Regions from separate parts of the Homo sapiens genome. Here all the other regions are linked to region 1. The links are chromatin contacts, found by Hi-C or POLR2A ChIA-PET in ENCODE. All regions are on one chromosome and are shown on one strand. The core of a region is the stretch at or near the end of the contact, and the rest is flanking DNA. Distances in the headings are between cores, read along the strand shown.

Region 1 (4,058 bases), core at 1,030-3,529:
TTAAGTAACATGCCATGTCTTCAATTACCTGACTATTTGGAGTACAAAATACAATTAGATTTGTACTTACTGTCTGAATAGCCTGTACTTTCCAACTAAATATCCCATAGATGAGACTGAGTGTGATGGCTCATGCCTGTAATCCCAGCACTTTGAGAGGCCGAGGTGGGCAGATCACTTGAGATCAGGAGTTTGACACCAGCCTGGCCAACATGGCGAAACCCCATCTCTACTAAAAATACCAAAATTAGCTGGGCGTGGTCGCACATGCCTGTAATCCCAGCTACTCAGGAGGTTGAGGCAGGAGAATCGCTTGAACCCGGAAGGTGGAGGTTGGTTGCAGTGAGCTGAGATCACGCCACGGCACTCCAGCCCGGGCGACAGAGCAAGACTCTTGTCTTAAAAAAAAAGAAAGAAAAATCCCATAGATGCTTATCCTGTGAATGCAGTTTATGCAGCATACATTTTTATTTGTGAAACTAACAAATTAACCACATCTATACAACTAAAATAAAAAAGCTTCAGTGTGAAAATAGGAGTTCTGTAGAAGAGACAGGAAGTTGCCATGTCTGCCTTAACACTTTCAATTCTGCCTTTCACTTTCACTTCACTTTATATAAGCCTTGCAGCTTTGAGACCTTCATCTTTTTACAAGCCATTTTTCCCTTTGACTAACATGTTTTTAGAAGGCTAATGCAGTGAGACATACAAATCTCTAAAGCTGTGTGTGTTTTCATATCAGTAGCTAACATTTGTTATTTGCTATATGCCAGGCACTATTAAAAATGCTTTAAGTGCCTTAACTTATTTATAATTTAGCTGACAGATGAGAATAAACTAAGGTTAAATGACATTTGAATATCAAAAGCCCATTAGAACCCTCGTAGTTTAAAAGCACAGGTTATAATACTGGATGGTCTCCCTTCCTCAGAGTCCTATTTTGAAATCGAAGGGCTGGTTGATTTTGAGTTCATGTTTTAACAATCTCTGCTCATCATACCAGGGTCCTTCCTAAGGGAAGAGACCCCAACAAGGCGAGGAGTTGCTGCTGTTCTCTTTTTTCCTTCAGAATCATGTAAAGCTTTTTCTCTGAAATTCCCCCTTTTTTTTTCTCGGGAATGTCTTAATCTCAGTTTACTCAAGGGAATGACTTGGTGAAATTACTGATAGGATTTAGCTATGTTTGATGTCCTCGCTCGGCTGAGGAATTGTCATGGGTTTTATCAAATCTCAGGAAGTGAGAGTCATCACTTTCCGTTCACTGATGTCCAGGCAGAATGGGAAGGGTCAGGGATCCCTGAGTAGCTTCTCTCCAAATCTGTGCTTATTCTCCATGTTGCATAGTTTCTGTGGGTCCAATTTATTGATCTTTTACACTTCTCTAGTGCTTTGTTCTAGGTGGTGCATTACCAGACTAGTTCCTGAGAAAGCTGATAGTTACTCACCACAAGGTTCCCTTTGGACATGGTACTTTACACTAAATCACTGTAATATACAAAAGAGGTGAACATGGTTGGTTAAACATCACCATGTAGGGAGAATAGAGCACCCAGCAAATCACTGACTTTGTGTTAGTGGATGTTCGAGATGGATTGGAGTAGTTCTTTTGTTTTTCTGAGATGGAGTCTTGCTTTGTTGCCCAGACTGGAGTGCAGTAGTGCGATCTCGGTTCACTGCAACCTTCGCCTCCTGGGTTACAAGCGATTCTCCTGCCTCAACCTCCCAAGCAGCTGGGACTACAGGTGCATGCCACCATGCGCGGCTAATTTTTGTATTTTGAGTAGAGATGGGGTTTCACCATGTTGGCCAGGCTAGTCTTGAACTCCTGACCTCAAGTGATTCGTCCACCTCAGCCTCAAAGTGCTGGGATTACAGGTGTGAGCCACCACGCCCAGCCAGTTGGAGTAGTTCTTTAGTCCAAACCTCATGGTGACTTGTGTTCAGATCACACCCATCACTGGCTAGGGTATTAACTTAGCAAATTTATCTCCTGATTTCTACATGTGAGTGAGGTAATGATTTTACAGGCCTGAACAAGATGCAATGATGCACTGAAATAAAGCCTCGCTGACTGACCTCTTACCACCAGTGTGGTCCCTCCTCCTGTCTGTTTAGCTCTCGCTTCCGGCACACTGGGGAATGCTATTCCACAGATGTAAATTGCACTGTCATTTGAAGTCACTCTGTTTACAGTGAGGGAAACTTGGTTTTCTTTGAGGGCCTCCCTCACTGTGAACTTGTCTGCCTCACTTTTGCACCCGTCCAAGCACAGGTTCTCAGGCTGGTGAGCACCGTAGCGAAACCACAGGCATGTTGGTTGCTCAGAAGGGCATCCGGTTGCGGAGAAGGTACACTTTATGGTGACGGCCTCATGAGTGTAGTCCACTTCTAGGTACCACGGTTGTGTGACAGAGAGAGTACAGGCGCCCACAGCACCTGTGGGAGGAAGCAGATGAGTGGGTTAATGGGCCTGCCACCTCACTTTGTGCTTTTATTATATTTTTGAGGTAGGAAACCCAGCCATTCTGTTATTTTTCTTACCTTAATCCCAATATAAATAAGACTAAAAATAAACACCAGTGGTCCTCACTTGCCCCAACTCCTCCTGTTTTCTGACCTTGACCTGCTGGGTCACATGATGTCTGTTCACTGGAGGCCAGCCCTAGAGAGGCTTCAGGGGAACAGAGTCCCTGTGCAGGAGGCCTGCATAGAGGTGGCACCGTATTGGACTCAGAAGTTTGGGGTCCATCTGTGACTCTTGCTCCTTACAAGCTTTCCTTCGATCCAATCACTTAATCTCCTGCCTGCTTTCTTGTCCGCACCCTGGCCTCCCCAGAGTGCTGTGTTCAGTGTGGTAACCTGTGTCCCCAGACGAACGTTGCTGCCGCTGATGGAGCCTATGAGCAGCAGCGATGTTTGTGCTTTGTGGGAGTTGAGATCGCCAGGAATTCATGGCCATTCACAATTGTTTCTTTGTGAGCCTGGTGTCCCTTTGGGAAACATGATAAAAGGCAACATGTACACCTGTGGAAATGCAGCCCTGGCTTAGCCTACCATGTCTTTGATTACTGAGCAGGGACCATATGAGCTCGCCAGGCCATAGCTAAGCAGATTTGGTTTCTCCCTGGCGTGTGTGCTGCTTTGTAGGCCCTTGTAGCATTTATCTTATTTAATTAACAATATTGTGATAAAGAGCACAGACTTGAGTTCAAATCCTAGCTCTGCCTGTTCCCAGCATTATAATCTCAGTATCTCAGTTTCCTCATTAGAAAATGGGGATAGTATTGTTGACCTCATGCAGTTAGTGTGACGTTCAAGATGATGCCTAGGAAGTGTTTACCTGCCTAAGCTATAGTAAGTATTAAATACAAGGGAGCGATTGCTGCTGCAGCCGCCACTGCTACTGTTCCCACAGTGTCAGATGGCTGTTGGAGAGATGGTTGTGGACGTCTAGCCACAAGGTGTTCACAGAGCTGGGATTAGTCACCCACTCCAGTGTACTGTCCACCATGTGGTGCTCTTCCAAGTTATGAGGATTGAGTCCCCCACCTTGGCCTTTATATCCCAGGCATGTGAAGCTGGAAAGCCACTCGAGTGCACAAATGGAAAGACCCGCCCTAAACCCTTCTTTTGCGGCAGGGGAGGCCATAGGTAAAATAGTATTGGTTGAGACAAATTGGAATTTGTCAAGTTTTTGGTCTGAGTTCCGCCTGGTCATATATTCCCAAATGGTCCTATTTGTGTGAGTTTGTCCTTTGCTACTGTAAATGAAACTGAAAAGTCATCCAAGTGGTCTGATGCTTAATTTTCAGACAGGGGCTTTTTTCTCTTAGCGTTTCTCTTATGGATCCCCATTCATAACAGCAGAGGAATTAAAGTTAGAATCATGGCGTTTGTGATGCGAGTCTCTTCTCACCATGTTTTTTTGTTTTTGTTTTCATTTTTGTTATTGTTTTTGGACAGAGTCTCTGTCTCCCAGGCTGGAGTGCAATGGTGCAATCACGGCACACTGCAACTGTGACCTCCCAGGTTCAAGCCATCATCCTGCCTTAGCTTCT
Region 2 (4,058 bases), core at 1-2,500, 2.0 Mb after region 1:
GGATTATCTTGTTTACTTATAAATGATCTTTCTCACCTCCACCAGAAGGTAAGCCAGGATAAGAATAACATCAGCACAAGCTGGAAACATCCTAAAAGTCTATCAGTAAAGTACAGTCTAAAGAAGCAAGGGCACTTCCAAGGCCAGGTGCAGTGGCGGGTTCGTGTAATCCCAGCTACTCGGGAGGCTGAGGCAGGAGAGTCGCTTGATCCCAGGAAGCGGAGGTTGCAGTGAGCCGAGATCGCGCCACTGCACCCCAGCATGGGTGGCAGAGTGAGACTCTGTCTCAAAAAAGAAGAAAAACAGAAAAGGAAGAAAAAAGAAACAAAACGAGGGCACTTCCAAACTACAACATACTGTCTAGAACTTAAAAAAGAAAGCAAGGTAGATAAACATGTCCTGACAGGAAAGCTAAACGGAACCTGCAGAACCATTCAGATCATACCATTTATGAACATTCCCTTCTCCAAAAAATATACATAGGATTCCTTTTTGGTGGTTAGGGATACGCCCCTCCTCCACCACCCACATTAACACACGAAAGGACCTGGAAGTACCAGACTTAAAAGATTTACTTGAGGCCGTCCGGGGGGAGAAGTAAAGATTGAGGGTGTGGGAGGGGGGAGGAGCAAGGGTGTCGATACAGCTTTATCTACAAACTGTTACACATTGTATTAATGCGCTGCTACTGTAATGAAATTTGTTCTTTAAACGCCACCACGTGAGCACCACGCTATTTCCACATTTTCATTTTCTGTGCCCCCTCAGCCCTAAGAGGAGGGGGTGGTCAGATGATACTGCTGCCCTCGGACTGCCGAGGACACAAAGCCAGGCCTAAAACCCTGGGAAAGCGGGGTCAGAGTCCTGCGTCCGCCCTTCCCGCACCCCCGGCACCTTTTCCTTCTCCTCACAGCTGAGGGGCTTCCCGGGAGGCTCGTCCATCGGGCAGGCGACAGAACGAAAAGAGCAGCCGTCGCCGACCCCAGGCCTGCCGACACCGGGACCCAGTTGGCCCTGGGCCGGGGAGGCGCCCCAGGAAGGAATGGGGAGCCCGGGATCGCACCCTCAGTGCGCGATCAGCTGACCCACGCGGGCCAAGCGCGCCCTAAACTCCGGCCAATTAAATCCACCATTCGGCCTGCGCACGCGCAGCCGTAGACGGCCGAGCAGTGGAGCGAGGCCGCCTAAAGGAGAGCCGCGCTGTCGATGAGTCCCAGTGGGCCACCTGGAGCGGAAGTGGAGGAGCGGCCGGAAGTAGCCGGAATCTCTGAAAGACTGACCGACTGACTCTGACAGGATCCGGGGCTGAGGGAAGGAGGCGGCGGCCATGGAGTTGGGCGAGCTGCTCTACAACAAGTCTGAGTACATCGAGACGGTGCGCGGGTCCAGATATGTATCCTCCTCTTTCCAACCCTGCGTCCCTTTGAGGCCTGGTCGGCGTTCCCAACCTGCCCCTACCCCACCAACCCCTGTCCCTTTGGCCATTAGTCCCGGATTATCTAGCGATGCCCCGTGTACCGTCTGGCTTTGCTGTTTACTCCGCGCTTGGCCAGTTGAGGCCTTTTGTATTTATTCCTGATTTTCTCATAGGGGTAAAGTGCCTTCGGGAGGATAGGACAAGTCCCATCCTGTTCATACGAATTACAGCTCGGACTTCGGGCCCTTTTACACTGCCTTTTGTATCTGTTAACTTGCGCTAAAAACGATTCGGTTCTTTTTTTTTGAGGAAGGGGGTTGGGGGGCGGAGACTCTGTCGCCCAGTCCTGAGGGCCGCGGCGCGATCTCTGCTCACTGCAACCTCCGCCTCCCGGGTTCAAGCGATTCTCCTGCCTCAGCGTCTCGAGTAGCTGGGATTACAGGCGCCCGCCACCACGCCCGGCTAATTTTTGTATTTTTTGGTAGAGACGGGGTTTCACCGTGTTGGCCAGGCAGGTCCCTAACTCTTGACCTCAGGTGATCGACCCGCCTCGGCCTCCCAAAGTGCTGGCATTACAGGCGTGAGCCACCGCACCCTGCCGATTTGGTTCTTTATGATCAGTACATGATATGTTTGTAAAATCTTGGAAACAGGGCAAGTGGTCAATTAACGTTACTATCGTTATTTTGGTTTTCTTTGCTTTCTCACAACTCTGATACTCATAGTCATTATCCTCGTTTTAAGGCCGTAAAGCCCACGCGTGGAAGTGGGATTTGAATCCGCGTCTGTCTGATGCCACCAAGCTATAGACATTCAAATTATGAGTTTATTCCTTGAGTCCCTAGTTTCCTTTGTGTTTTTATTTTTTGAGACAGGTTCTCACTCTGTTGCCCAGGCTGGAGTGCAGTGGCACAATCACAGCTCATTGCAGCCTCGGCCTTCCAGGCTCAAGCGATCCTCTAGCCTCAGCCTTCTGAGGAGCTGGGACTACAGACACGCGCCACCATGCCCGGCTAATTAAAAAATTTTTTTTTTGTTGAGAAGGGGTCTCACTATGTTGCCTAGGCTGGTCTTGAGCTCCTGTCCTCAAGGGATCCGTCTGCCTCAGCCTCTCAAAGTGCTGAGATTACAGGCATGAGCCACCATACTCAGCCATAGTTTCCTAATCCATCATTGCTTTTTTGATATCCTGGACTCACTCCATTGTGGACAGCACCCCACTTTATGTTTTTTTCTCTCAAATGGGAGCTTTCTTGATGGAAACCTGTAGTCCAGAAACCTATTAAGTTTGCTTTCCCCGGTTTTCCGTTGTTTTCTTTTAGGCATCTGGGAACAAAGTCAGTCGCCAGTCAGTGTTGTGTGGAAGCCAGAACATCGTTCTCAATGGCAAGGTAAGGGACAAAGCCAGCTCCAGGCTGCAAACCTTAGCTTGCGTTCTGCTAATTGTCACCACAGCAGGGCAGATAAAATGTTGCCATATCTCCTATTTATTGTTTACATTTTTAATTCTCTTGTTTTTAAATTTTTTATTTTGTAAATTGGATCTCCTTTTTGTTTTTTTTTTGTTTCGGTTTTTTTTGAGACAGTCTCACTCTGTCGCCCAGGCTGGAGTGCAGTGGCCCCATCTCAGGTCGCTGCAACCTCCGTCTCCCAGGTTCAACCAGTTCTCCTGCCTCAGCCTCCCGAGTAGCTGGGATTACAGGCAGCTGCCACCAAGCCCGGCTAATATTTTGTATTTTTAGTAGAGACAGGGTTTCATCATGTTGGCCAGGCTGGTCTTGAACTCCTGCCCTCAAGTGATCCACCCACCTCGGCCTCCCAAAGTGCTGGGATTATAGGTGTGAGCCACTGCACCCAGCCTAAGTTGGATCTCTTGAATGCAAAAAGGTTCAATAAGAGGCAACAGAAAACCTTTTTTCTTTTATGCCAGGAACAAAATACAGTGGTACCTAGAACCAACATTATTTTATGATATAGTGTGCATTAAACTACTGGGCACAAAGTGTAACAGGTAATGAAATATTTGAAGGTAGAAACTAAAGTAATACTTATAAAATTATCTCTTTAGTAAAAATTAATAATTCACTATTAACTGAAACTCTTAAAACGAATGTGACAATTGGAAAAGATATTAAAGTATGAGACAAATATGCAAAGTGGAATCTGAAAGCCTGAGAATCTTGTAATCCAAATAAATTACAATAGCAAAGAGACGAGTATAAACTTGGAAGAGAAAATATCACAGGGTATATTTGAGCTTGACAAACAGTGAAGTTCACAGTTGTTTTCCTGCCATCTGGAACACTCAATTTTGAAATTAATTTTTCTTTAAATATTACATCTCTAACTTCCAGAAGGAAAATAGTCTCCTTATAACCAAGAGATCACAAATATTTTCAGTAGAAGATAATTAGTCTCCATTAAGCCTGTCATACCAAGGAATTAAGTGGAAAAGAAATATAATTCAGTAATTGCTGCTCAGACATACTGTTTCTTTTTTTTCCTTTTTTGTTGAGACAGAGTATTGCTCTGTCACCCAGGTCGGAGTACAGTGGCGCGATCTTGGCTCACTGCAACTTCCACCTCCTGGCATCAGGTGATTCTCCTGCCTCAGCCTCCAGAGTAGCTGGGATTACAGGCT
Region 3 (4,058 bases), core at 804-3,303, 1.7 Mb after region 1:
ATCCACATTATTGGTCCTCAGAAAATATTCTGAGGGCTGGGCACGGTGGCTCACGCCTGTAATCTGTAACCCAGCACTTTGGGAGGCCGAGGTGGGCAGATCACCTGAGGTCAGGGTTTCGAGACCAGCCTGGCCAACATGGTGAAATCCCATCTCTACTAAAAATACAAAAAAAAAAAAAATTAGCTCGGCATCACCATGGGCGCATGCCTGTAATCCCAGCTACTTGGGAGGCTGAGACAGAAGAACCACTTGAACCTGGGAGGCAGAGGTTGCAGTGAGCTGAGATCACAGCACTGCACTCCAGCCTGGGTGACAGGAGTGAAACTCCATCTCAATAAAAAAAAAAAAACTGGGGCTACGGAGGAGGGAGGATGACCTCCATTCACAGAGGACTTCTTGGAGGAGGTGGCACTGGAGCTGCACCTAGAAAAAGGTAGAGGATTTGTGGGTAGAGGTAAAGGTTTTGCACTCCAGGACTGAATAACAGCATGAGTGAAAGTGTGGTGGTGGGAATTCCCAGGGTACCCAAGGGCTCCAGCATGTGGTTGCATGGGTATATGCAAATAAGAAGCCTCTCATAGGCACTGATCTCTCTCCATGCCAGACACTGTGCTAGGTGCTTCATATTTACAATTTAATCTTCACATCAACTCAATGAACTCAGTACTATTTTCCCCTCATTTTACAGATGGGGAAACCAGGGCACAGAGAGGGTGAGTAAATTCCACAAGGTCACACAGTGAGTAAGTGACCCAACTGGGGTTTGAACCCAACTTCTTAACCACTACCCCATTGTAAAGGAAAGTGCAAGGAATTAAAGGAGACATCTAGGCTGGGACCAGGTTGCAAGGTGTCTTAGAAGCCAGCTAAGGGTTGAGGGGCCTTTATTCTATAGACACCAGTAGCCCTTGAAAGTTTCTGACAGGAGCATGACATAGACAGCTAAGCCTCAGGGAAGTGCAGGCCAAAGACTGAATCTTTCATTTACCAAGCTGGGAAATTCCCCTTCCAGCATCAGTCCTTTCTAAGGCAATTAAGTATCTAAACTCAGCAACCACCTACACATTTCATCCTTCTTTCTCCCTAATGAATTACAGTAGCCAACCTTCATTCAACAGGATGCTGAGAGCTTTATATGCATTTTAACCCTCACTGAAAACCAAACAAAAACGCAAGGAGGGAGGTACTATTGCTGGCCTCATTTGCAAATGAGACAACTGAGGCTCAGAGAGGTGATGCGATTTTGCCAAGATCACACAGCCACCCAGCCAGTAAGAGATGGGATGAAGATGCCACCCAAGTCTGTCTAACTCAAAAGCTCACTTTTTTTTTTTTTTTTTGAGACAGGGTCTTGCTCTGTTGTCCAGGGTGGAGTGCAGCGGTACAGTCATAGATCACTGCAGCCTGGAACTCCTGGGATCCAGCGAACCTCTCACCTCAGCCTCCCAAGTAGCTGGGACCACAGGCATGCACCACTTCACCCAACTAATTTCTTTTGTTTTTTGTTGTTGTTGCTTTTAGAGATGGTGGTCTCACTATATTGCCCAGGCTGGTCTGGAACTCCTGGCTTCAAGCAATCCTCCCACATCAGCCTCTCAAAGTGCTGGAATTACAGGCCTGAGCCACTGGCCCCTGGCACATTTTTAATAATAATAGGATCATTCCTGTTTCTCAAAGTGAAACAGAGAAAAAGAAACTATAGCTTGTCCTCCTACATAAGCCTCCAAACATTATCAGGTTGACCTTATTTTTCTGACTCTATTCTGGAATACCGCATTTTATTCCCAATGGAACAACCACCTCCCTTCTCCACCTCTACCCATCCTACCCCACCCCACACACACACGCCCCTGGCATCTTTCAAGGCTTGGCAGAAACTACCCTCTCCAAGTTGCCTCCAGCATTGGCAGGGAGGGAGCAGATGAAACTGACCACACTCTTCCCTGCTGGCTGTCAACACACACCACCCATCCTGGGCAAGTGGCCACTTCCATTTCTGGGGATGGGCTTAGGTGCTCACCATTGGCACCCCCCCAAGTCCTCTTTGTCCATTGGGACACAATGACATGGCTCCTGGCATGGGGCCTGGTGGGCAGGGTGTTTTCCTGTGTAATTGTACTCATACAGGGTAAAGCCCGGTGCAGCTGAGTGCTCTGGCAATAAGGAAAGCAAACACAGCAATAAGACTCTGTCAACAAGGGTATGGGAGAAAGGAGCCATCCAGGAAATGCAAGCTCTGGTGCAGCCACCTCCTCTGAAATCCCTCTTTGGTTCACTCCATCCCCAGCAGGACAGGTCCAGAAATTATGAAAAGAGTTGTCAGGCTGCTAGAGACCCAAGGCAGATTTTTCTAGTTGATTGAACGCTCTCCCTTTTGGTTGCTTTTATGTATTTTTCTTTTTTCTTTTTCTTTTTTTTGAGTCTGGAGTCTCACTTTGTCGCCCTGGCTGGAGTACGGTGGTGCGATCTCAGCTCATTGCAACCTCCGCCTCCCAGGTTCAAGTGACTCTCCTGCCTCAGCCTCCCGAGTTTTTGGGATTACCTTCCTGCACCACCATGCCCAGCTAATTTTTGCATTTTCAGTAGAGACGGGATTTCACCATGTTGGCCAGGCTGGTCTCAAACCTTTGACCTCAAGTGATCTGCTCACTTCAGCCTCCCAAAGTGCTGGGATTACAGGTATGAGCCACCGTGCCCAGCCTCTTTTTTGAATTTTTTTTTAAACTATAAAAGTAATACAATTTTGGAAAACAGGTACAAATATCAGAATGCAAGTTGAAATGCGCATCCGATCTTAACTTCTTATACAAACCCCTGTTCTGCCAAATAGTAGAAACTTAATTCCAACCCATCCAGCATCTCCCCAGATCCTTACACCAGGGTTGTACCTAAATTCAAGGAAGGAGGCTGGACATGGAGGCTCACATCTGTAATCTCAACACTTTGAGAGGTCGAGGCGGAAGGATTTCTTTAGACCATGAGTTTGAGACCAGCCTGGGCAACATAGTGAGACCCTGTCTCTAATAAATAAATAAATAAATAAATAAATAAATAAATATAAATAAAAGCCACACAGCTGTAGTCTCAGCTACTTAGCTACTCGGGAGACTGAGGTGGGAATATCTCTTGAGCCAGGGAGTTTGAGGCTGCAGTGAGCTATGATTGCACCACTGCACTCCAGCCTGGGCAACAGAGCAAGACCTTGTCTCTAAAATAAACAAAACAAAAAAATTCTTGGAAGCTTAACTTTTTTTTTTAAGTCTGTATTTCCTGCTTCCCTACAACTATCTTTGCCTAACAATAGATTTTTTCATATACTTAGAATCCTGGTTTTTTTCAAGCAGCATTCTATTATAAGCTTTTTTCCATTTTGCTATTAAAAATTATCTTCTCATTTATTACTTTTATGATGCAAGCAATATATGTTCATTGTAGGAAAGTTACAAAGCACAGATAAACTAAAACAATTTCTTAAAAATAACTCAAGATCCTGCTACCCAGAGATAATCATTATAAACGTTCTGGTTAATGCCATCTGTGTTATTTTTCCTATGCACATAGATGCATATAAACCCACATGGTTTTTTTGTTTTTTGTTTTGTTTCTTTGTTTGTTTTGAGACAGAGTCTCACTCTGTCACCCAGGCTGGAGTGCTGTGGTGTGATTTCGGCTCACTGCAAACTCTGCCTCCCAGGGTCAAGCAATTCTCCTGCCTTAGCCTCCCGAGTAGCTGGGATTATAGGTGTGCGCCACCATGCCCAGCTAATTTTTTTTGTATTTTTAGTAGAGACAGGGTTTCATCATGTTGGCCAGCCTGGTTTCAAACTCCTGGCCTCAAGTGATCCACCTGCCTCAGCCTCCCAAAGTGCTAGGATTACAGGTGTGAGCCACCACACTCAGTCATTATTTTTTATTTTTACAAATTTATGGGGAACAAATGCAGTTTTGCTACATGGATATACTGCCTAGTGGTGACGTCTGGGTTTTCAGTGTAACAGTGTACAGCGTACCCATTAGGTAATTCCTCATTCCTAACCCCTCTCCTACTCTCTCAA

What was found. A loop is a pair of places that touch in the nucleus more often than their neighbours do. ChIA-PET counts read pairs that join two places held with the same protein, here RNA polymerase II (POLR2A). Pooled maps may share reads with other maps.
Region 2: a loop to region 1 is called in a pooled map, with 5 times the contacts of the local background. The contact joins the promoter of DCTN5 here to the enhancer-like site in region 1. A Hi-C loop is called at or near these places in 2 of 50 pooled maps. POLR2A ChIA-PET finds 5 or more read pairs at or near these places in 2 of 52 experiments (H1 and activated B cell).
Region 3: a loop to region 1 is called in a pooled map, with 3 times the contacts of the local background. The contact joins two enhancer-like sites. A Hi-C loop is called at or near these places in 10 of 37 single-sample maps with no recorded cell type and 5 of 50 pooled maps.

Annotation. Positions count from the first base shown.
Region 1 is chr16:21,645,057-21,649,114 of GRCh38, forward strand. All of the region lies in intron 4 of METTL9 (methyltransferase 9, His-X-His N1(pi)-histidine), which reads left to right. It overlaps IGSF6 (immunoglobulin superfamily member 6), which reads right to left. Exons shown (of 6, transcript NM_005849.4): 2 at 2,077-2,436. LOC124903663 (a long non-coding RNA gene) reads left to right here. Exons shown (of 2, transcript XR_007065025.1): 1 at 1-120; 2 at 1,876-2,411. Among named protein-coding and RNA genes, the nearest start is that of IGSF6, 5.5 kb to the right of the region's middle. RefSeq lists an enhancer at 490-669. Within about 2 kb of position 2,280, at least 8 of the 41 ENCODE cell types and tissues checked have a DNase peak (open chromatin) inside an H3K27ac peak, as active enhancers do.
Region 2 is chr16:23,640,216-23,644,273 of GRCh38, forward strand. DCTN5 (dynactin subunit 5) reads left to right here and starts at 1,251. Exons shown (of 6, transcript NM_032486.4): 1 at 1,251-1,375; 2 at 2,740-2,808. The coding sequence starts at 1,328. PALB2 (partner and localizer of BRCA2) reads right to left here and starts at 1,095. Exons shown (of 13, transcript NM_024675.4): 1 at 895-1,095. The coding sequence starts at 942. RefSeq lists a silencer at 162-396 and an enhancer at 1,524-2,313.
Region 3 is chr16:23,322,863-23,326,920 of GRCh38, forward strand. The region is part of intron 1 of SCNN1B (sodium channel epithelial 1 subunit beta); the gene reads left to right. Among named protein-coding and RNA genes, the nearest start is that of SCNN1B, 23 kb to the left of the region's middle. Within about 2 kb of position 2,054, at least 11 of the 41 ENCODE cell types and tissues checked have a DNase peak (open chromatin) inside an H3K27ac peak, as active enhancers do.